Regions from separate parts of the Homo sapiens genome. Here region 1 is linked to region 2. The links are chromatin loops, found by intact Hi-C in ENCODE. Cell type or tissue: Caco-2. All regions are shown on one strand. Links, peaks and the distances in the headings refer to the core of each region. The heading gives the core; the rest is flanking DNA.

The links. A loop is a pair of places that touch in the nucleus more often than their neighbours do. Peaks named below come from ENCODE experiments on the same cell type or tissue, not always from the same donor. Only the 100,000 strongest peaks of a DNase experiment are listed, where the experiment ranks them.
Region 1: a loop joins it to region 2, with 3 times the contacts of the local background. A loop is called at or near these places in 52 of 110 quality-filtered maps.

Annotation. Positions count from the first base shown.
Region 1 is chr3:37,461,598-37,474,170 of GRCh38, reverse strand. ITGA9 (integrin subunit alpha 9) reads right to left here. Exons shown (of 28, transcript NM_002207.3): 2 at 3,037-3,164; 3 at 711-817. Among named protein-coding and RNA genes, the nearest start is that of ITGA9, 16 kb to the right of the region's middle. In Caco-2, for the core only: no CTCF peak of the experiment used is centred there; a DNase peak (open chromatin) is centred at 7,010.
Region 2 is chr3:37,540,693-37,553,265 of GRCh38, reverse strand. ITGA9 (integrin subunit alpha 9) reads right to left here. Exons shown (of 28, transcript NM_002207.3): 15 at 10,681-10,841. Among named protein-coding and RNA genes, the nearest start is that of ITGA9, 95 kb to the right of the region's middle. In Caco-2, for the core only: no CTCF peak of the experiment used is centred there; no DNase peak of the experiment used is centred there.

The DNA of each region.
Region 1 (12,573 bases), core at 2,109-10,108, 79 kb after region 2:
TCAAAGCACCTACGGATCAAAATACAGCATAGGTGCTTTGGAGGTCCGATAAATAACTAGTTAAAAATAACATTTATTTCATAAAATGTAATATTATGTAGAGATAAACAGGAATGAACTACTGATACGTACAATGGGGATTAATTTCAGAAAATATTATTTTGAGTGAAAGAAGTCTTATATAAAAGAGCACATACTGTAGGATTCCATTTATATGAAATTCTAGAAAAAGCAAAAGTAATGTATTATACAAATCACAGCTGTGGTTTGTCTCAGGTGAGAGGAGTTGGCTGGAAAGGGACATCGGAGACTTTTGGGACGATGGAAATATTCTATATCTCAGTGGGCATATGGTTACACAGGTGTGTACAATTGTGAAAATCAAGACTGTAATCTTAAGATTTGTGTACTGTAAATTATACCTCAATTTAAGACACACACACACAAATACCTATGTAATGAATGAGATGTACAAAGCACTTTTCACATATGTTTTATTTTTCAATAGTCACATCTCAGCACCTTGGGACAGACATTATTCACATTTGACAGATAAAGAAAATAAGAAGATAAGTCATTTGTCTAAGCAGTAGTCCAGAATAAGCAACCTCAAAGCCATGCACTTGTCACCATGCCATCCAGCCTTCCTAACAGATCATTCATTCTCAGAGTGCCACCCCCTTCCCACAGCACCCCCAGGAGGGACTTACCAACACACGGCCATCAGCCTTGGGCTGTCGGGCCAGGCTCACCCCCATCCACTCATCATCGCGGTCTTCCCGGCAGGTCTTTCCGCAGGACGTGCCCCGATTCTTCCCTGGAGAAAGAGGAGAAGAGCCAGACTTGGGTTGAGGAGTGATGTTCTGCTGGCTGCTTTCAAAGGGTGGTCCACAGCCCTATGAGGAAATAAGGAACTTTCCACAAAATGTAAATCAACTCCATCACTATGTACTATACTGTTTAATCCAGACAACTGTTTTTTTACATAGCAAGGCTTTCTTTTTCTTTCTTTTTTTTTTTTTTTTTTTTTTTTTGAGACAGTCTCTCTCTGTCGTCCAGGCTGGAGTGCAGTGGCACGATCTCAGCTCATTGCAACCTCTGCCTCCCAGGTTCAAGCGATTGCCCTGCCTCAGCCTCCCAAGTAGCTGGGATTACAGGTGTGCGCCACCACATCCCACTAATGTTCATATTTTTAGCAGAGATGGGTTTTCACCATGTTGTCCAGGCTGGTCTCAAACTCCTAACCTCAAGTGATCCGCCCACCCCAACCTCCCGAAGTGCTGGGGTTATAGGCATAAGCCACTGCACCCAACCACATGGCAAGACTTTCTCATGGAAAGAGGCAGGGCCTTGATTTATGTTCTGAAGTAAGCTCCTTAATTTGTTATGCACCAGTAACAAACAGTTCACAAACCTCTTTTTCTGCTAAAGAAAATCACAATAACTCTTTATTTAAAAAATAATTAGAAGATCTTGGCCAGGCATGGTGGCTCACACCTGTAATCCCAGCACTTTGGGAGGCTGAGGTGGGCGGTTCACTTGAGGCCAGAAGTTCGAGACCAGCCTGGCCAACATGGCGAAACCCCGTCTCCACTAAAAACACAAAAATTAGCCGAAGATGGTCATACACTGTAATCCCAGCTACTCGGGAGGCTGAGGCAGGAGAATCGCTTGAACCTGGGAGGCAGAGGTTGCAGTGAGCAGAGATTGTACCATTGCACTCTAGCCTGGGTGACACAGCAAGACTCTGTCTCAAAAACAAACAAACAAACAAAAAACAACAAAAAAATTAGAAAATCTTTATGCAAAAAGACTTTGGAGAAAGAAATGCTTGCAGTCATGATTATAACAAAATACCTCCTTTGTACTGATGTGCCAAGCACAGTTCTGTGTACTCACCTGTATTATCTCACTTAATCTTCTCAAGACCATCCTTGCGAGGTAGGTATATTAGTCTTGATCTTGAAGGTGAGGGAACTGAGGCCCAAGAAGCTATAGGACATTCCCAATCAGTCCCAGCTGGGCTTTGAATGCAGTCAGAACCATCTGATTCCAAAGATCTTATATTTTCTGCTAGATCAAAGTGAGCTTTTATTTTATTTTTTTATCTTTTTGGAGACAAGAGTCTCAGTTCTGTCACCCAGGCTGGAGTGCAGTGGCACAATCTCAGCTCACTGCACCCTTGACCTCCTGGGTTCAAGTGATCCTCCTGCCTCGGCCTCCTGAGTAGCTGGGACTACAGGCATGCATCACCACGTTCAGCTAATATTTGTATTTTTAGTAGAGATAGGCTTTCACCATGTTGCACAGGCTGGTCTTGAACTTCTGGGCTCAAGCAATGTGCCCACCTCAGCCTCCCAAAGTGATGGGATTACAGTCATGAGCCACCATGCCCAGCGCAAAGTGAGCTTTTAAAAACATCCATCTGATCATATCTTTCCCTAGTTAAAATGTAATACCCAAAATTGATTTCAGTGGCCTCCCCACTCACACACAGAATAAAATTCCAGCACATTGCCCTGGCCTGCTAGGCCCCACGTGGCCTGGCCCCAGCCTGCCTTGCTGCCCTCCTGTGCTCCACTCTCCTGGCTCCCTCTCCAGCTGCACAACCTCGCTCTGTGCTTCCAAATGGCACCTCTGCTTGAAGGCTGTGCTTCCTGCACCTGCCCAGCTAACGACTACGCATCCTTCTAATCATGTCGAAAGGTCCCAGACCTTTCTTGACCCTCCTATCTAGATTAAATCAAATACTCACCTTCCCTCTGGTCTTTTCTCTCTCAATTACTTGTCTTAATATCTCTTTTGCCCACTAATTTATGGGACTAGGGATGGCAGCATCCTTGTTTTTTTTGTTCACTGGTGTATCCCAGTGCTTAATAACTATTACGTACTCAATACATGCTTGTTGGAGAGAAGGAGGGAGGGAAGGAGGGAAGGATGGATGGGTGAGTGAATGATCAGGCCATCCTGGGAAGAAGAAGAGCAAGGTATAAGGGTACAGAACCCATTTCCACCACAGCAGTAATGGTCACCCACCTCGAGCCATGTCCAGTTCGGTGCATCTCCGGTCAGGGTTGGTGTGAACACGGCACTTAAACACAGCCCCAGGAGACTTCACTGAAGGGCTGTATTTGGAATCTGCCTTTGGTGCGCCCACAAGGACCCTGCAGCAAGAGAAAAAGGCATTCTGTCACAACCTACGATAAGAAAATAGGAGGCAGATGGCTAAGTATTCACCCAACCACGGGTGGGCTCTCTGAGTGCTCACTTTGAAAATCATATTATTATACTTTTCTGTGTGGGCTTGGGGGAGAGGTCCTAAAGTGAAACCTGTTAGATCTTTCCCAGGCATATTAAAGCTTAAGGAGGCTGAATGTGGTGGCTCATGCCTGTAATCCTAGCATTTTGAGAGGCCGAGGCGGGTGGATCGCTTGAGCCCAGGAATTCCAGGCCAGCCTGGGTGACATGGCAAATCCCATCTTCACAAAAAAAAATGGCCAGGCAAGGCAGCGCACGCTTTTAGTCCCACCTACCCAGGAGACTGCGATGGATGGGTGGGAACACGTACAACCAACAAAAGGTTCCTATCCAAAATCTATTTTAAAAACTCCTCATTGATTAATAAGAAAAGACAAGTCAACAGAATAGGCCAAAGACAAGCATAGATACTTCACAAAAGAAGATAGCCAAATGGCCAATAAATGCATGAAAAGGTGCTCAACTATGTTAGTTATCAGAGAAACTCAACTTCATACCAACCAGAAGGCTCAAACCAAAAAGACTGAAAATCCCAAGTGCTGGCAAGGATATAGAGTAACTAGAACCTTCATACACTGCTAGTGGCAGTATAAACCATTAAAACCACTGGGAAAACTATTCAACAGTTCCTAATAAAGCTGAACATGCACCTACCCTTTGACCCAGTAATTCCATTTCTAGGACTATACCTAATAGAGATGCATACATTTCTACCAGGAGACATGCAAAATGTTCAAAGCTGCATATGTAATATCAAAAAAAAAAAAAAAAACAAGAAGAAACCTAAAGGCCCATCAGTGCTAGAGTGGACAGGTAAATCATGGTACAGCAATACAACAGAATTCTATGCAGCACTGGGAGGCCGAGGTGGGCAGACTGCCTGAGCTTAGGAGTTCAAGACCAGTCTGGGCAACATGGTGAAACCCTGTCTCTACTAAAAATACAAAAAATTAGCTGGGCATGGTGGCAGGTGCCTGTAATCCCAGCTGCTTGAGAGGCTGAGGCAGGAGAATCGCTTGAACCCAAGAGGCAGAGGTTACAGTGAGCTGAGATCATGCCACTGCACTCCAGTCTGGGCAACAGAGTGAGACTCTGTCTCAAAAACAAAACAAAACAAAAAAAGAGTTCTATGCAGCAATGAAAACAAATGAACAGCATTCAACTGCAACCACAGAGATGAACTGCACAAATACAATACTGAACAAAAGATGCCAGATACAATAGCATACTCACAGTCTGATTCCATTTATCTAAAGTTCAAAAGCAGGTGAAATTTAACTATAGTGTTAGAAGGCAGGATAATGGTTACCTCTGGAGAGGAGAAAGCAGGGTTGCAATTAGGGAGGGGAATTGCTGGGGGTGCGGATAATGTTGTCATTCAACCTCAGTGACATTATACAAATTTGTGATAACTGTATATGATATGGACACTTTCCTGGATGTGTTACATTTCAGTAACAAATAGAAAATTTAGAAACGCTATTTCTCTTCTGTCTCCCTCTCCTCCTCCTACCACCCACCACACACACAGCATGGACATTTAGGGGCAAATAGGAAAAAAAATAGCAGCAGTGCGGAATTATAAACCGTATCCTCTCTCCCACTGCAAAACAGAAATAGAACAGTTTGCATGCAAACAGGAGCAAGAATGAACCTCTGTATCCTCCATCTTGAACTGAAAAGCTGCCTAGGGTGGGCCATCCCCAGCAGGAGCATCCCCCGGCTACAGGAAAGGGGCAAGACCCACCCAGAAGACAGAAGAGGCAGGTTTGGGCCTGTGTGAGTGCAGAACACGGGGGAAATGGCAGTAAGCTCCCCTCCAGATGTTACAAAAATAATTCTGACCTACAGTTTTATGCATTGTTTCCGGAAAGCAGTCAACAGAAGATCTATAGCAAAGAATACCAAACAACACTAATCAGGCACGGTTTGTGCTGAGCTACGAGCCATTTGGAAAAGGTCTTGGACAATGAGACTTCAAACAAAATCCACACTGATGTTCAAAGAGTAGAAAATGCCAAGCCACTTCTTAGTGAGAACAGGCGTTGTTCCTTATCTCCAGCAGCCTAGAAAAGAGAGGGAATTCACCTCACAAGGGTTTCTTCTGTATCATGAAATAGATCATCTCCCACATGCCTTGGAATAGAGTGCATTACATATTATGTATTTGTGGAAAAGGTGTTTAGCAGAGGTTAGGATGACCCTGGACAGCTTTCCTGGGGATGTAGAAAGCTGACCCAGGCTCCCTTCCCTCTGCCCTGAAAGCCACCTTCATCTTGGGATCTCAGTCATTCACTGCACCCTGGTCTTGGAATGCTGCTGCTCCTCCTGCAACACTCCAGCTAGGCAAAGGGGCAGACAAACAAGGCCTCTACATCATACAACAGAAGTCTGAGGCCCTCAAAGGGGACTCCAGCAAAGGCTGGCAGATATCACAAAGGACATCGTCACTAACCTGGCTCAGAGACATGGTGTTAAGGTTCATGGGAATGTGTGTGGGTCCCATCTTAATTCCCACTGCCCTGAGCTCAACACCTAGAACCTGAAGAATTGGAGGGTACAAAGAGCCAGGGAGACCCACCCCTCACTGGAGTGTCTCCTTCCAGGTCAGTCTTGGAGGGTCTGTATCTGATTCCATGAGGAAGATGCCCTGCTGGGGAGTGAGAGAAGCAAGACTCCCAATGGTGCAGGTACCCAGGCTGCCCTGCGGCTCCTCAATAATGCCCTGGGATGCACCTCCCCAGGTGTTTGCTGGGCACAACTGCAGAATTCCCAAGCAGAAGCAGGGCTGGAACCCACAGCCCTTTGGAAATCAAAGCAAGCACTTTCCCAAACAGATCACATTGCCTCCCTCACCCACACAAGAGCAGTTTGGCTGGCCCTTGTCTGCTGTAACTCAAATGCACAATGACGTACAAAACAAAACTCCAGTGAGAAGAAAGCCACATTAAGGGATCAATTTTCCCCCTTGCTGTAGCGGCTGAGCTTTAGAGCCACTGGGGTAAGTCACATATTGCGCTTCATAAGACCAGCTGTTTTCACAGGTGAGAAGAATTAGCAGTTTGCCCTGTCTAAACTGCTGAAACATCCTCAGCCTTTCCACAGGTCAGGTTCTAAGACCTGGGGAGCATAAAATACCTCTTCCACTCAAAAACCCCAGGGCCACACAGCAGAGTCCAAAAATTCCCACCAACTCCAAATTTACATCAGCACAGTGACTAATTGCCACTTGTAATTTATTTTACAAAAATCACAAAAAAATTCACAAGAGTGAGAATTCATCACGTCCGAGGGAAGGGAAAAGGCTGCAAGAAACAACAGGTTCTTCCTCCACTGTGTCTCCCAAACTGGCATTGGAACCCTGGAAATTTCAGATAATGCCATGGCTCCAAATTCACAGACACAGATTCATAGGTTATCTAAGCAGGAGGGGACCCTGGAGAGCTTATTCCCAGGCACTGCTTCCTCCAGCCTAGAGCCAAGACTGACAGGGACAAAGTTTACACCAAAATCTAAAGTGGAAAGGAACCTGCTGAATTATTATTTCCTTCCAAGCCCAAGGTACTCAATGGTTCTAACAACAATAGCTGATTCAAACCCTGATAACAACCTTTCAGTTCAAAACTTCTGATCAGCTGGTCAGATGAAAGGTTTTTCCCAAATCCTGTGCAATGGAAAATCAGGCTAGAGATAAGGGGGCATGCACACACATGCATGACACTCACGAGGTGGCACGCGGGAATGTGCTTGTATCTATGTGTTTACAGAACATCGTGGCTTCCTCCGCAGCCCAGCACTGCTCTGTACCTAGGCCACCATCCAGCAAGACTACCGCAGGCCAGCCCATGAGTGAGTCTTTTCTGAAGTTAATTCAGCTGGCTGTTTACCAGGCTGATCCCAAGGGATACAGAGATTACCATGGCCCAGAGTTCAGAACAAGCCACTGAAAAGATGCCATCTGCTAAGTTATAAAAAGACATCCTAGCCACTTCAAACATCGCCCCAACTCTCCTGGTACTCTCAACAAGACTATGTTCCTTTCTGCTATGGTTACCACATAAAAGGGCCTGAGTGTCCCCACCAACAGGCTGCCATCAACAAAGCATCAAGCTACTTCTCTGCTTTGCTTGCTACTTCAAGTGTGGTCCTCAGACCAGCAGCATGGGGAACACCTGGCACTTGTCGGAAATGCAGAATCTTAGGCCCCAGCCCATTAAATCAGAATGCATTTTAACAAGCTCTCCAGGTGATTGATAGTTTAAGAAGTACTATGTAACTATCTAAACTGATTACAAATAATTATGTTCATTTGGAGCCAGTAGAAGAGATTGCCCTTGAGAAGCAAGGCTCTCTCCTCCTATCCCATCCCCAGTTAAAGATGCCACAAACTCAAAGGCCCTTTTTTTTTTTTTTTTTTTTTTTTTTTTTTGAGATGGTGTCTTGCTCTGTTACCCAGGCTGGAGTGCAGTGCGGCGATCTCCGCTCACTGCAACCTCCACCTCCCGGGTTCAAGCAATTCTCTTGTCTCAGCCTCCCTAGTAGCTGGGTACCACAGGCACACGCCACCACGCCCCGCTAATTTTTATATTTTTAGTAGAGATGGGGTTTCACCATATTGGTAAGGCCGGTCTTGAACTTCTGACCTCAGGTGATCCACCTGCCTCAGCCTCCCAAAGTGTTGGGATTACAAGCCTGAGCCACTATGCCTGGCCTCATAAGCCTTTTAGGTCCTCTCATCAATGCAGGACTCTAAACTTCTAATTAGGGCAACCAGCATGTAGCAGGCACATAGAGTGTGCAGGTGCTGGGTTAGGCTCATTGCGGGCAGGATCAAATTTACTCTTCACAGCAACCCTACGGGAGGTACTAATATTATCCCCATTTTACAGATAGGGAAGCAGGTGGCCAGAGGAGGTTAAGATGGTTATTCATGTTAAGATGCCAAGCTGTAGCACGCACCCCAGTAGTCAAATACATCACCCGTGCCCTATTCTACCCACCCCACATCAGCCTGAAAGGAGGAAAAGGGAACCAACAGGTACCCAGTGCCCCCTCTGGTGCCAGCTACTCACATATGTAATCCCCACCTGAGCAAGCCCCAGTGAGCCTTTGAGGGCAGCTCTGAAGTGAGAACTCTGATGTGAAAGCTCCGTCATGTCAAAGGGCATGCTGGGGTTTGGAAGAGAAAAGACCTTCCCCTCCCCATCAGGCTCAGGTGACTCAAAAGGTGAACTTCAATCACCTTGCTTTTCCAAAGCATTGACACTGCTGTCATGGTGTTAACCAGAGGTTTGCCTCTCTTAATAAGCAGTGTGGGTGCATCGGTTCATGCACCAACACTGGTTATGCTCACAAGGGTGCTTTCTTGCTCATGGCCATCCTGTCAGGCAGCCTCTCATGTGTTTTCCATTCAGAGATGTTGGGTCACACCACCAGTAAGTGGCAGAGCTGGGATTTGAACCCAGAGTGTCTGTGTCCAATGGCATGCTCTTTCCAGCCTCTCCAAACCCCCTCCTGGTGTGGCAGTTTAAGTGCCCTGCATTTTTCCAACAAAGCTGCTTCCTGAGCTCCCTGTGTGTGGTCAAGCTGTCTGTGAAGGCTCCATTCCAGCCGCCCACCTCGCTCTGAACCTGTCTCATGTTTTGAGGGTAATCTGCAGGTAAATTCTCTGGAGAGCGGGTGACAGAGAAGGACTGAGCCGCAGCTGCCTCCCTGGGCAGGACTGAGAACTGACAGTGTCTCAAAGATTCCCTCCCTCCCCACAAACACCACAGCAGCGATTCCACAGGCAAAATTATAGCCAGATCAAGGACAGCAACTGGGGATTAAAAACTTTAAACCCATTAGGTTTGCTTTCAGCATTTGATCCCAAAGCCAAAGCTTCCCCAGGGACCCACGTTTTGGTTACATGAGTCAAATTCTTCACTGTGTGTCCACCACGGGGAAACCCCAGGAATTGTCCGCATCCCTTACTGGGCAGAAAGCAGCCCAGGCTTGAGTAAAGGAAGAGCTGGTGCCAGGATAGCCACCTCTGACCACACCAAACCCTTCATTTCCAGAGGGAGGGGACTCACTAGGGACCAATGCTTGCCCAATGGAGCCATGGGACCTGAAAGGCCTCATAAGCTCTTCTTATATTTGGGGAAACTGAGGCTCCTGGTATTTAAGCAGTGGATACTGACTGCTTTCTAGGGTTTTAAGCCAGTAGTTCTACCTGGCTTCTAAGCTTTATGGGAAAGTTATGCATGGTGATAAAGTGTAAGAAGCACAGGCAGTAACATAGGGTTTAAGTCCTGCCTCTACTGCTGACAAGCTGTGTCTCTTAGACAAGTGTCTTAAACACTCCAAGCCTCAGTTTTCCTCTTCTGTAAAACAGGAGGAATAAAAGTGTACCTAAGAAGGTTTCTTGTAAGGTTTAAGCAAAAGAATGTTTATAAAACACCCATCATAGTGCCTGCTACAAAGTAGGTGTTCAAAGAAATGTTAGACTGCTGGGCAGTAGTAGGTCAAACACCTTGACACTCAACTCATCCCAGTTCTAACTCCTGGCAGCACCCAAGAGCTCATAGATCCTTAGAATTGCAAAAGTTGTCAGAATCAAAATGGAGTCACTTATGTTTAAAAAAAAAAAAAAAACCCTGACAAATAGAGCTGTGGGACGCCATGAAGGAAAGGTTTTCATGCATAAACAACTGATAACAAGAACTAGCACAAAAAAATCTGCAAAAACACAATCTTGCACAAAGGCCATCACAACCTTACACACACACACACACACACACACACACACACACACTCACACCTTCTGTGAGGAAATCTACCTAGCAACTCTCTATCCAACCTCAAACTGGTGCCACCCTTGTCACTGATCCTTGTATCCAAAGATAATTATCTCAAAACAATTAAGTAATCCTCATTTTTCCTTTAAAAGCCTTTGTTTTCCTTTACCTCCCTGAATATTCATGCAGATTACTGTGACACATGTATTCCCACTGCAATGCCCTATTCCTGAGTAAACATTTTCTTTTAGAGAGCCTCTCTCTGTGTTTGCTATTTAGGTTAATAGAACCTTGTTCCCTTTTCTGGTGCGCTGGGCAGGAATTTATTCAGACTGTCACAGTAATTCAGGGACAGCCAGGATGCTTTCACCACCAGTAATATATTACAAAGTGGCCACAATTCCCCATCCTTCCTGTATCCCTGCTCTTTTCAGTGTGACTTTGCAGCTTCTCTTGTCAAGAGATGAAATGTGTTTCTGCCTCCTCTTGATGTAGTCTGGACCTGTGACTTACATTGGCCAAAAGAATGTGGCAGAGGGGCATGGTTTGACTTCTGAGCTTAGGCTTCAAGAAATCATGCAAGCCTCTGATTGTTCTGTTGGTACCCTACCCAACCACCATGTGTACAAGCCCAGGCTAGCCTGCAAGAGGATGAAATACATATGGAGCAAAAATAAGCCCTCCCAGCTGAAGCCATCCTTTGCCAGCCAGCCAACCAGCTAACCCAGAAGTTGACCACAGATGCATGAGTGAGTCCTGGAGAGAACAGAAGAACCACCCAGCTGAACCCAACCTAAGCTGCCAACCAGAGAATAAGCTACAGGTGGTGGTTGATTTAAGCCACTAAGTTTTGGGGTGGTTTGTTAGGGATGCAGCAATATTGTGGTGATAGAAAACAGATACGTCATCAAGCTAAGGCATGCCACTTCTGACGGAATCTGGACCGTGGTAATTCCATCGCCCACTAATTCCCGCTAAGTCCAAACCAATTATCCAACTATGCAGCTGACAACTATTGCTATGGCTCCTCTAGCTACCTGGTCTCCTTTCCCTCCCTCAAAGGAATCTCATCACCAACCAGGACCACAGACTTTTACTGAAGGCCCTGAGATGGGACAGGCATGGTGGAGTAGTAGAATAGGCCCTAAAGAGTGTATCCGAAGTCACACCCAGGAGTGTGCCAGCTACAGCTATGTGACTTTAGACAAGTCCCCTGGCCACTCTGACCCTTCCTTTCCTTTTCTGTAAAACAAGGATAATAACAAATGCATGATCCCCCTCCCAAGGCAGTGATGAGGCACAAAAGGAAAAGGCAGATGAAAGTGTTTGGGGGACCATGCACCCCAGGATGGCCTGATTTGCAAGAGTAGATTATGGTATTTTATCTGCAAGGCCAAGAGCAGACACAAATGCCCTCCGAAGAAGCCCTTTTCCTTTCAGGGCCCTTCTCCTTTTTCCTTAGAAACCTGATACCTTGGACAGGGCCTTGATGGAGGTGGAGGTAGGGAGGGTAGCATGGCTAACCCTGAGAACAGTCAGTTTAGCATTAAATCAGTCCCACCTTGGTTCAAAGCACAACTCTGTAATTTACTTACTTGCTGGGTAACCTTGGACAAGTGACTTGGCTTCTCTGTGCTTCGGGAGTGGTAGCCTGCTCTGCATAAAGGGAACTATGAACACAGTGGTTCTGGCATATAGAAAGTATTCATAAAAGGTTGGCAATAATAATTTTTATCCTGGAGAGCCTAGGTTACAGTAAATGGAGGGAGAGCAGTACAATCCACACCACATAACGCTAAGTCAGAGAATGAAATTGGTGGAGTCCATGCCCAACTGGGAAAAGCAGAGGCACGGGGGCAGGGTCCAACCTTGGAGTGACATTGGTCCCCAGCTTGTGTGTTAGGGAGTGAAAGGTCAGAGGCTGCTGCCCTGGCCTGGGGCTCAGGTCTTGGCAGACACACTGAGGGGAGGCAACTGGAGAAGGAGGCAAGGCAAAAGGACTGAGGTTTTCCTTCCACATCTGAAAGCAGCAAGTGAACACTAAAATCCAAGGGATAGAGCAAATTACAGACTTCTGGCAGATCTAAGAAAAAGCCTTGATATCTTCTTGTTGGTTTCTTGTGATAATTTTTTTTCAAGAGAAATATGGCAATACATTTACATTTACTTTTTAAAAAAGTATCCCATCCTGGAACTGTAGATCTACCTCCCAGACTTATCTGGAGCCTGGGGTGGGAGCTGGAGCTCCCCATAACAAGGGTGGCCTCCCATCTGCTCCTTGGCTTTCCAAGAGCACAGAGAAGAAACAGGCAGGCAAAATTCTAGGATTTACAATCCCAAAGATCTCCATTTAAAGTAGCCATCTCAGATCCTTTTTGGAAGCAGACAGGGTGTAAATGAATGCACAAAAATGCAGATTTATGTAGAGCATAACAAAAATGTTAGAGGCCACACATAATGAAGAGTGTGTCTATGTTAGAATATCTCATTCATTTCAGTGTTGAGTGTCAACACTCAAAGTCTGATGAATAAATGA
Region 2 (12,573 bases), core at 1,903-9,902:
CAATAATTGTGCTATGGTTACGTAAAAGAATGTCCTTGTTCTCAGGAAATATCCCTGATGTTAGGGATAAGGGGGCATCGCGTCTCCGACTTACTCTCAAACAGGTAAGAAGTACGAATAGATAGAAAATTACAAAGCAAATGACATTTAGGGAATCTGGGTGAAGAATTTACGGTATTTCTTTGTGCTATCCTAATGACTTTTTTGTAAGACTGCTATTATTTCAAAATAAAGATTTTTTTTTTTTTTTTTAGATGGAGTCTTGCTCGGTCTCCTAGGCTGGAGTGCAGTGGCACAATCTTGGCTCACTGCAACCTCCGCCTACCAGATTCAAACAATTCTCCTGTCTCAGCCTCCAGAGTAGCTGGGATTACAGGCACCCACCACCATGCCCAGCTAATTTTTGTAATTTTAGTAGAAACGGGGTTTCACCATGTTGGCCAGGCTGGTCTTGAACTCCCGACCTCAGATGGTCTGCCTGCCTCAGCATCCCAAAGTGCTGGGATTACAGGCGTGAGCCACCACACCTGGCCCAAAATAAAAATGTTTTATGCGAAAAACGTGTGTGTGTGTAACATACACAGAGAGCTGGAGTACATGCATGCACACACGCATACGCCCAAGAGAGAAAGAGAGCGCTATTTGTCAAAAGTTTGCTCAAGTCCAATACTTCCATAATTTTTTACGCCTACCCACTTAACTTCAGGCCAATCAAATATTTACTGAGAAAATGACTCTCTCATTAAAGAGTCTAAAAATATTCCCCTTCCAAAATGAGAAGAAAAGAGGCCATGATATTAATACTAATACGTTGACTAAAAATAATGATTTTCTCTAACAATATAGGCATGAATAAAATCTATACTTTTATAAAATAAGAAATAAATAATAATTTGCTGGTACAACCACAGAATATGTTAGTCCCCTTATCCCACGCAATGAGGCTTCAGGGGCCAGGCTTCCTTTCTTTACAAGGGGTCATCTAAAACAGACTTAAGCATACATGACAGAGGAATAAGTGTGACAGTCTGAGACATGACGGGCCCTCAGAAAACCTTAGCTGGCTCCGAATCTTTCCTCAAAACAGGAATTCTCTGCACCGACGCGTCACTGCCACCTTTACCCAGATCCAGCTGTAGCGATCTGCTTTTGCATCTGTGTCCTATCTTATTGTGACACACAGCACGAAGGGAAGCTGGCTCCCCCACTTCCCCTGCTTGTGATTCCCACCCAAACACGACTTTCATTATCAGTCTTGCCTTGAAAGCCACTCACTCCAGCCTCTGCAGCCAGCCCTGGATGCCCAGAAAGTTGGCCCATGGTCTTATGCCTTCACGAAAACATAGTGTGGCTGTGTCCACACGGCTCATCCGTCTTCATTCAGAGGCCCTCTTGGGCCTGTCACTTGGATGTGTCTCGGACACCAAAGCTCTGTGTTGGAGGATAGAGATGGCAAGGGCTTTTTCCACATCTGGAGTCTGTATGTCCGGGAGGTGGGGAGGTCTGGCGAGGCAGCTCTTTGGGGTAGACTGAGGGACCAGCTACTACTCAAAGAGTGATTCCAAGGCCTGTTGCTCCTTGAGCCATGTGGATCCCACTTATTGGAACAGAGAATTCTCCAAATGACCTTAGGAATGGATGCCGTGGGAATGGGTGGAGAAGACAAAGGAAAGAATAGTGACACAATTTGGGCCACCTTGATATGTTATTTCTGATTAAAGCAATGGATAAGAAAAGGGCAGGACCAGCCCTTAGGTCTCACATGATCAAGGCACAAAGCAAGAAAACCAGATTGTTCACAGCTAGTTCACTCTGTACTAATTAAGACTAAATTCAGTTGCAGGAGGTAGGAAAACTTCCAGAGCTTAAACAGTCCTGTGGGAGGTAATAACCCCCAGTCCCCTCCAAGCAAGCCCAACAGTCAGCAATTCATGCGTCTTCAGAGTACAGAGAGGCTGCTGTGCATCTTCAGAGTGCAGAGGGGCTGGCGAACAGAATCCCAAATGTGCACGGAATGAGGGTGAAAAATAAGATCTCAATAAATTTAAATGAAATCTTTTCCATTGTTTTAAATGGAAACAATTACACTATCCAATAAATCCAGTCAAAATACAGAGTACCTCTGAACCAATGTACAAACATAAAAGCTGTCGTCTGGTGGTTTAACTGACCCCACAAATTTACTTTCCTATTATTCATCAACTTAAAAAGCCACAGGAAACAAGAAAGAAAAAAGACTCTGATAATCAAACATCTGTGTATCAGGCATGACTTGAGTGATATGACCAACTTATTAACAAACATGCTAGAAGCCCAATACTCACCAGTATGCGATATACCCATGGAACAAACAAGCACCTGTACCTTGTGAATCTAAAATTAAAAACAACAATAACAACAAAAAAACCCTCAACATATTCAGTTGTGTGCTGGAGCTTGCTGCAGTGGGTTTCCAAAAGCCAACTGTTAAATTTTCAGAAAGTTTATGAGCCAGGGTTGTTAAACACAGCCATTATTAAAAGTTAAATTGAATAAACTTAAAAATAAGTAAATTATATTAAGATAAATGTAATAAATACTCAACACTCATAACTTCCTAATTATTTTACCATACTTTACTATCATCTATGCTCTTAAAGATATTTAGAGCTATTGGAAATACTAAACAACTGTGTGCTATTGTGCATCTCTTCCTAACTCCACATTCAGTGATGTCTCATTGGTAGCTTGAAATCAGACATGATAAGAATATTTACACCAGGGAAATTTGCAAAATGCTACAAAAGTCATGTCCCCTCTTTCCAAGAGCTAGTTGTTAAACATTAGCAGCACATCACTGCTCTAGAACATAAACCCCCAAAAGCTGTCACCTCTGGGGGCCATATGCTTAACACAGAGAAGGTCCCAGGACTCTATTATGAAGAGGCAGTGAAGTCTCTCACTAGTTCATAGCCTGAGTCAGGTTACTTAACCTCTCTTTCTTCATGTAAAGCCTGTAGAAGAGTATCTGGCATATAATAAGTACTAGTTACTAATAGTTCTAGCTTGTATTTATGAGGGGTGTTACAATGTAGTGGTTTAAACCCAAGTCTTAGGAGCCAGACTTGCGGGTTTAAATCCTACCTCTGCTACTTGTCAACTGTAAGGTTGTGAGCAAGTCCCTTCACTCTTCTATGCCTTGTCTTTGAAACAGTAAGATGAGGATAAAAACAGTAACTATCTCACATGTAGTGACTCACAGTAACCAGCACATACTAAATGCTCGATTAGTGTTAGCTGCTTTTATCGCTATTACCTGAATATTATGGGAATTCTTTTAAAATCATTTTCAAAAGGAGTTTAATTACTACATTCTTTAATACTAATTCCTGTATTATTATACCTCACTTTTCCCCAAACACACTATTATCTACTAGAGAGGATTGCAGAGAAATCTTGCTGCTTCCAAAATTTGAATTAACTCCTAGAGTAAAAATGGACCATGATAAAAGTGAATAAACAAACCATGGAAGAAATTTCAAAACAGGAATGACTAGAAGGTGATTACTTTGAAGGGAATCATGCTTATAATGAATATCTAAGTTCAAGGTTTGAGGCAGAAGGGATCTTTATAATCACATCTCAAATATAAAGACAAAACCAATAAAACAGAACACATTATCATGTGTGACTTCAAAGAATACCAGTGTTAAAAGGGCATCAACAGTATATATTAATAGATGAACCCAGTGTAAATGAATAACTGTAAATAGAAAGTCACCTCTTAAAATAAAAATTTTACCCATAGCAATTGCTACAAACTGCATCTCACATACTGTACAAATAAGCTTACGATAACCACTGAAGTGTCAATGCTGTGACCATACTTACATATTTAAATCAGCTCCATTTCAAAAAAGGACTTAAGGCGGGCAAAGCCTTTGGATTAGAATTTTTGTGCCTTCCTTTGCTAATCACAATGTCCTCTGTGGCAAGTGTCCAAATGCAGAAGATTAAGAGCCCTTCATTGCACCCAAGAAATAAATCAATGGCCAAACAGTGCTCATCGGAGATATCAGCTCCCATGCTGAACATTCACCACACCCTTTCCCTTCTTGATTCATCCCCAGTTTGTTCTCCAGCTATGCACAACATGGCCTCCCAGAGGAGATGGTCAAGGCAACCCACACTCAGTGAGCTGACTTCCAGCGTGGTCTCCAAAGCCCAGCTTCCCGGTTCCTTAGTGCCATCTGTGTGAGCAGAGCATATCGCATGAGCAGCGGCTTCACACCTGAGCTGGATGATGAAGGTAGTTTCCCACACATCAGTTCTATGCATCCCAACCTTCCCCTCTTTTCTTGCCCTAGTTTCCAGCACCCCTTACCAAACATTCAGGCCATCTATGCTACCTACAGACCAGGAGAGCCTGCCAAGGGCACAAAGCCAACTGCAGGAATCAAGAAAAATCTCCCATTTTCCTTGGGCACCCTATAGCTGAGAGGCTTGTCCTCTGTAGGACATATGTCCAAGGTCACCTTAGAGAGCACCAGGGCCCCTCCATGCTGCCCTCTCAGGGGTCCTCAGCCAGGATACTATGGATCTAGGGGAGAGAAGAGGAGCCTCTTCTGGAGAAGCAAACTAAGATAACTAGTCTACAAGCATCAGATCAGGTTAGTCTGGAACTGACATATAGAAGACCACCTGGACAGGTTAAATAAATCAAGGAATAGTGAAAAAGAACTACTGAAAAAGAACAGGAAAGCTCTATATGCACCAATATGGAACAATCTCCACGAAACTTTTTTTAACAAAATAAGTTTGATTGAGATATAATTTACATACATAACATTCACTAATTTTAGGTGTGCACTCTGTTAAGTTTTAATAAATGCAACCATACAACCGCTACAACCACGATCTTAGAATATGTTCATCGCCCCAGAAAGTTGTCTCATCCCTCTTTGAAGTCAATCATCATCAGCCCTTCCCCCAAACCCTGGCCGCTGAAAACCACCAATCTGCTTTCTCCTTAGTTGGCCTTTTCCAGAACGTCATATAAATGAATCATCCAGTAGGTAGCCTTTTGTGTCTGGCTTCATTTACTCAGTTTAATGCTTTCAAAAGTCATTCATGTTATTGTGTGTATCATAATAACATAATATTGTTATTGCTGAGTTGTATTTCATCTGGTACAGCTAGATTTTGTGCGATTTGCCAAAATCTGTTCCTCCATTCTGCTGTTGGATGTTTTAAAAGAAAAAGTAAGTTTACTACAGTGTGCACACAGTATACTACTATTTGCATAAAATAAAAGGAGGTACACACACAGATTTCTATATTTATTGACAAGCTTTTGAAAGACACGTTAAGAAAATGGAACTGTGGTTGCCTTTGGGAGAAAAATAGGATAGCTGAAAGACATCCTTTCTTTGACAACTTTTATAACCATTTAAAAATTTTAACTATACACACTACTGATTCAAAAAATAAACAAATTTTAAAAGTTTTCAGAAGACCTCATATCTAAGGTTGGCGTCCCCTTTTGCCAAACCCTGCAACTGTTTTTTTCTTAGCTATTTCTTTGATTTCTCAAGATGACCCGGAGATTTAGCATGTTATTTTCCAGATAAAGAAGAAACTTTTGCTGTTTTTCTTTCTCCTCTTTCTCAGAGTTCTTATTAACTCCAACTTAATCTCCCTTTCTTAACTATCTGTTTCTTAAACAAGAAAAAAAAAAAGTTTTGATCACCTCTGAAAACCAGCATCCAACACTCTAAACCCACAGCATGTAATGTGATTGAAGCCATGGTCCCAAGGCATTTTGTTGGATATGAAAATGGAAACAGGCCAAAACACCTGGGCAGATCCCAGGGTGTGATCTCTCAGGAGACCTGGTGGCCAGGGTGATGTCCCACCCTTCGCCAGGCCAGGATGAGCATCTGCCCACAAAAGCAAGGAAGGAGCTGCAGCCACTTAGGTTTCAAAGTTCCTTGAAAAATCCTTCAGGAACATAGAAGAACAATCTTATGAACATCTGCAGCTTCTCAGAAAAGCTGATGTGCATATTCCCTCGTCTAGTGTAGATTGTTTTGTTTTGTTTTTAACAATAATACCGTTATTGGCCTTCTTGACAGTGTCTGACACATGGTTCTGTTCAAAAAAAGTTCCCTAAATGCCTCTAGAGGGTGTCACTGATCCTCACAGTAGGGAATGACATCACTGCCCCTGCACTCTGCCTGGGCTTCTCTGCCATCCCTGCATCAGACTCAGAACTGTTGCCATCGTTTCCCTGGTCCTGAAGAGCCTGCTTATTTGCCTGTCATGCATAGGTATTTGATCTCACAAAAGGCCTGTGCTCTCAAGGTATTGTACAGGATTAGAGGATGAGCACAGCTGTCATCCAGGTAAGAACACATAAACCAGAAACAGATGGAGTAACAACAGGACACCTGCATTTATTCTTTGGCACACACCATGCATCCCAAATTCTCTTCTCCATCATCTCAAGCCATCACTTCCCAGCAGTCAGTCCAGACAGAGGCAAGCAGGCCCCACTCCATATCAGAAGCCTTTGTGACCCCACACTCCAGCTAACCCAATTAGTCACTCCAACAAGGTTCTGCCTGACAAGTATCCCCAAAGCAGGAGTCAGGCAGCATGGAACAAGCTCCAAGAAGTCAGGAAGATGACAGTGGCATCCCCAGGGCCTAGGACAGTAGCTGCCACTGAGGATGTCCAAAACCTGTGGACTGAGCCTTGAACAACAGCAAGCCTTCAGCAGGCAGGATGGGGCAAGGCACATCTGATCAAAGCAGAGCATGGCCAGGGCTTCCCAGACTGGGCCCACAAGGTGGATTTCCATGGCACATAGGCATGACTCTGTAAAACAACTCTCATATTTGAAAAGTTGTTCCCAGTCAATTCCCCTGCAGTCCTTCTGGTTGCATCAGGAAGAAAGTTCCAGCGCGGTGCTAGTATGTCTTTAAGCCTTCCCTAGAACTTGATCATTTCCCTTTCTAACACATGAATGGAGTGGGCGCTTTATCAGCAACTTTGACAAACAATGAAATCCAGCTAGAATTCTAGGACACTGTTGTGTCTTCAATATATTTATTTTTACAGTTACTTTCTGTTTTGGGGACATGTTAGATGGTTTTCTGCTTATAGAAAGGTACAAAGTTTCTGTTTTAAATTATTTTATTTGAGACCAAAAGTTGGCTGATTTAAAGAGAAAAATATGAAAGAAAATATCACAGGCAGTATGAGTTTAAGACCAAAAAAATGTAAAAATCATGCAGGTGGTAGATGGTTCTACATGAATATGACACAAACCGGGCCTCTGACTTCTGTGAGCATAAGAACCAAGGCAAAGAAGTGTAAGGAGCAGGTTCCAGGAGGAAAGGGGCAGGTCATGACAAGAGCTGGGGCCCAGGGGATGTGGTGGCAGAAGATGGGTCTAGAAAGGTAAGGTCAGGCAGGGCATGGAGAGCCCGATGCTGAGGGGAGGTGTTGGGCTTTCGCCTGTGACTGTGAGATCCACCAGAGGCCTCCAGCCTGACTGGCTAGTGGGAGGGGCCCCATCCCCAAAACTGGGCTGGTCTCGGGGAAGAGGGAAGATAAGCCGGGGTGTGTGAACTCTGAGGCAGAGAAGCCAAGGAAGTGGCTGGAGCTGCCTCAGCTCTGCTGACCACAGTGAGGCCGTGAGAAAGTACCTGCCCTCCCCTCAGGAGGATGTGCCTTATCACAAAATCCTATACCCTCCGGAGGTGCCCTCCAATACGGTGAATGGAACAAAGTCTGGTACAAGACAGTTAGCCTGGAAAACAGGTGTTAGCCTGTGCGGTCTTCCATGATAAAGTCACTTATCACCATATATGGCAAGAAAACTTCCAGGGAAAAGGAGAGGGAGAAAAAAAAAGATTGGAATAGGCTTAAAGAAAAAAAGAAAAAAATACCTAAAGATAGCCTAAACAAAGCAGGCCCAGCCCCTCATGCTGGCCCCACTGTCTGCTAGCCATATGGTGTGTGATAAGCCAGAATGCTTTTATTTATCTTCTTTGATTTGTCCATAAAGCCGAGAGCCAGCTCCACTGAGAAAGCTCCACTTGCAGTAGAGACTGCATCCTGCTCTTGACCCCTGACCAACACCCCCCAGGCCCCAGTTCCTGCTCCAGGAGGTGGCCCGGCTGCCACTCCCCTTCCCCTCATCCTTGCTTCCTGCCTCAGCTTCCATAGCTGTGTTCCCACAGCCAGTAAGCCGGGGCGGTGCCTGCTGCCTCCTCTGTGGACAGCTAGCTAGGCCATTAGCACTCATCCTACGGGTGCACTCTGCCATTTGCCCAGTCCTCTGCTACAGCCCAGACAGTAACTGCCAGAAATAAACATTCTCATGGTTATAAAGTATGGCTATAAAGTATCAGCCACCTTGAGTGTACCTTGGCAACAATGTTGCCTCTTGAACCATAAAGGTCTCAGAGACATGTGTCTATCTGGTGTATTTCTCCGCTCCCACCTCCTTGCATGAGAAAATGGCCAAGCAACCACTGTATCCAAATGACTCTAGGTCCCAATTCACTGAAGCAGGCCTGCTCTTTTGCTCTCCCTAGAATGACCAAAATAATCACGTCAAGGTCTGTGCTGGATCTGCACTCGAGAGCCCTGAGCTCAGCCTCCAAACTCTTCTAACCATCATCTCAATCTCTCTTCTTGGCAGCCAGGTTTTGCTTGAGTGAAGAAATGCCACTTGTTGGGTAGAGGAAGATCAGCAGAGTTGAATCTGCCAACAGGATGCCAAGTTAAATTTAAATTTCAGATAAACAGCAAAATGTTTTTAGTATAAGTATATCCCATGCAATATTTGGGACACACTCATACTAAAAAATTATTCATTGGTGATCTGAAATTCAGATTTAATTAGGAGTTCTATAGTTTTATTTGCTAAGTCTGGCAACCCTAGATATCAGAAAGTAGCAGGACCAACCCCTTGCGCAACCCTGATCCTTCCCAGTAACCCTCAGGGCCACCATAGAAACAGCCCTTCCTCTGGCCTGCACTTCACTATTGCCACTCTACGTGGCATCTCATAGCCAGTACCCTTGGTAACTAGGAACAAAGGATAACTTCTCAGCCAAAGCAAGAAGCTGCAAAGAAACCTAAAGGAAAGGTTTTGTGAACAGACCTAGCAAGAAGAGGCCCGAGAGAAGATGCCCTGTCCCCAGCAGGTATAAAAACACCAATCACAGGCATTCAAAGGCCTGACAGTGTTTGCATACGAGCCTGTACTGCGCAGCCTCACACCCCACCAAAGGCACCAACAAGCCAATGTAATCTAAGACTGACGGGGCGGGGCTGTATGGCTTAACAGGCACAGGAGCAGCTTTATAAATGGCCAGCATCCCAAGCCCTCAGGCAGCTGGTCTGGGCAGGCCCCTGCAGGAGTCCTGGCAGAAGACACAGCCCAGCCCCACTGAGAAGCATCTGAGGGGCATGGACTCATGGGCTCTGGGCCATGGGTGTGTGGGGCATCTCTCTATACACAGCCCTGAAGCATCTAGAAGCAGCTGTTATTCTTCTGCTCTGGCACTAACAGGAGGACACTTCATCTCTAATCTGCAGACTTTTCAAACTATCAGTCAGAAATCCAGTGGCTAATAAACAATATTGGGTTGAGCTATATGAAATTTCCATTTTTGTAAGTCAAAAAGAATATTGGCAATTATATACAGCCCAACCAAATAATAATAATTTGGTTGCTTTCTATTTATCAGACACCATTCAAGGTCCTTTAAGTAAATTCATTGTGTAATGTTTAATCCTGATGACCACCTTTCAAGGTAAGGACTACTGTGTCCATTTTAGAGATGCAGAGACTGAGACAGGGAGAGGTCACAATTATGTGTCCAGCTGGATACACACTGGATCTATGTGTCTCCAAAACCCATGCTCATTCCACCCACCATGTGGCCTGGATTAAGTGCATTCTTCCACCTCCTCCGCTCTCTGACCCTGCCCATGGGTCAGTGTCTGGCCATTCCTGCAGCATCAGGCACTGCCAGGTCTTCCACCCTGCCAGCGCCTGCTGCAAGGGCCACTCTGTAGCTAATCAAAGCCTGGCCTCCTGAATTAGCAGCAAAGTGTATTTAACAAACAATTTCAAGAGGAGAAAAACATTTGCAAGTTTATTTAGAGTGCGAGGGGAAAGGTTGCCAAAAAATGCATCCTAAAATAAATAGAAAGTAGTCAAGGGGGAAGAATCTAGTCCAACCAGTTTTAAAATGCCTTAACTGTGACCATGAGCTAATTTGTAGTAGACCACTGAGAAAGGCATCAGGTGCAGTGTGATCCAGCATCACTGCAGACCCAGAGGCACATGCTTCCAAGGCTCTCCTCTGAAAAGGCTACCAAGCCTCATAGAGGGGAGAGGATGAGAAACCTCTCAAAAGAACAAGTCAAAGCCAGGGACCATCACTGGTCTCCTAGACCACCACGACCCCCCTTAAAGGCTGAAATCAACACAGTAAGATAAATAAAAGGGCTGTCAGAGGCCAACTTTAAAAGAAAAGAAGAAATGGATATGCTCCTCCCTGTGAAATAAAATTTTGGAAGAGCACACATAATACATAATAAAAATAGTTTCCACCAGCTCCAAGTGAACATCTGCAGAGATCAAAGTTTGAGGATAAAAAGGAGGAGAGGACTGACCTTCACATGGGCCACATAGTGACGACACGTCTCCTCCATGTAAGTCAGCTGCAGCTTCTCTGTGACCTGACCCATGGTCTCTCCCAGCAGCACAAAGTAGACCCTGGGCATCTGGCCCTTCTCCTTTTTGGCCACGTCAGCCATCAGAACATAATTCAGGCCTGCCAATAAATGAGAGGTCAAAATGTCAGAAAGGACCGACACACTGTGATGAGGCCACCTCTTTTCCTTGTCACAGGATCACATGCACATCTCATATGATACCTACCCTTCCATGGCAGGAGACTGCAGCCCCAAGCAGAGACTTGCTCAGAAAGCAGCACACAGCCAGGGTGCTCAAAGAATCGAGAGAGAAGCATGATGTCCTCTGCCTTTCTAATGACTCTCCTTGTGTCATACTTCACGGCTCTCCCTGATTTAAACCTCATGCCATCATGAGGTATCAACTGAGCCAGCAATATGCCCATTAACAAGGTGTACCCAACACAGGTTAGTGTCCTGACAAGCAAAACATCATGACAAACCTACAGAACATTACCAGAAGCTGCTGAAATTATCAAGGCTTTGTGTAATACTGACTTCTATAAAGCACATGGTTTATGCCCAACACAAGGGAACCATCTCGTCTGATAATTTTAACTCATCTCAACAAAGTTGAGTCGTGCTCTATAATCAGTACATGGACCAGACCATGTGCCCGCCATCGTTTACTGAGCACTAACTATAGGCCAGGCACCGCTAAAGGTAGAGGGGATGTATCAATGAACAACGCAGGCATAAACTCCTGCCTTCAGGTAGTTTACATGCACAGGAACCCAGATGAAGGCTGGAGTTGCCTTTATTCCCAGGTAGCCGAGTGTGGTGATCAAACATTTTGTAGTGCCTATCCTTTCAACAAAACTATGACCACGGTAGGGCCTGTACTGAGGTCCTCTCCTGCAAAGAATAACTCACCCCCATACCTGAATGTGTATGCCAGATGGCAGAACTTTTGTAACACAGTCTTGAATTTAAAAAAAAGAAGAAAGAAAGAAGGAAAAAAAAGATGATCACAGTATCAAATGCAGGCTAGATAAACCTGGAAGGATCTACCTCTGTTATTTCAGAGTCAATAAGTAAATAGATAGGTATGTATTTCATTATAGAAATATGACTTCAGTGTCAATACACCTATTTTACTGCTTTTCTGTGCCAGAGGTCATCCCCTCCGTAACCCTTTTTATTTTTTAACTGTTTTGGGGATTCAAGGAAATATGTTATTTTTAAAGTGAGAGAACAGGAATCTCTGTCCCTGGAATGACAAGGCAAGATGGCTAAGCAACAGAAGGCAGATGACCCAGCCCTGCCCTGTCTCCACACACCTGCCTCTTAGAATCTGGGGGCTTTGCATCAGTAACAAGTAGCCCCGAGCCCACTGGCATTTAAGTAAGTGAAGTCAGGCATTAGGGAAGGCTCCGGCTTTTAATGACATCAATGGGATCAGCCACCAGGGGAGGTATGAACAGGCAGAGAGGAAGGTGACCTGAATGGGCATTCTGCACCTGCCACAGGGCGTATTTTTGATGCTTCTAATGGCCTCCCTGGGCCTCTGCCATCTCAGGGATCTTGCCATGCCGAGCTGGCAAATTCCTAGTCAGCAGAGCCATCTGCCCCAACTTGTTTAACGCCAGCAAACAGTTGACTTACAAGGCAAGGCTGTGTCACCAGAAGGGATCTGAGACCTGGAAACTCTCAGGAGGTGCCATTATTAAGAAGAAAATAATGCATACAGGAAAGTGCTCCCACACAGAAAACACTGGCACCTGTGCAAGTGTCACACACCAACTCCAATGGGGACAATAGCAAGAAAAGGGTAGATTCAGACTGGCAAAGCTTTGAGGCAATCCTGGAGAC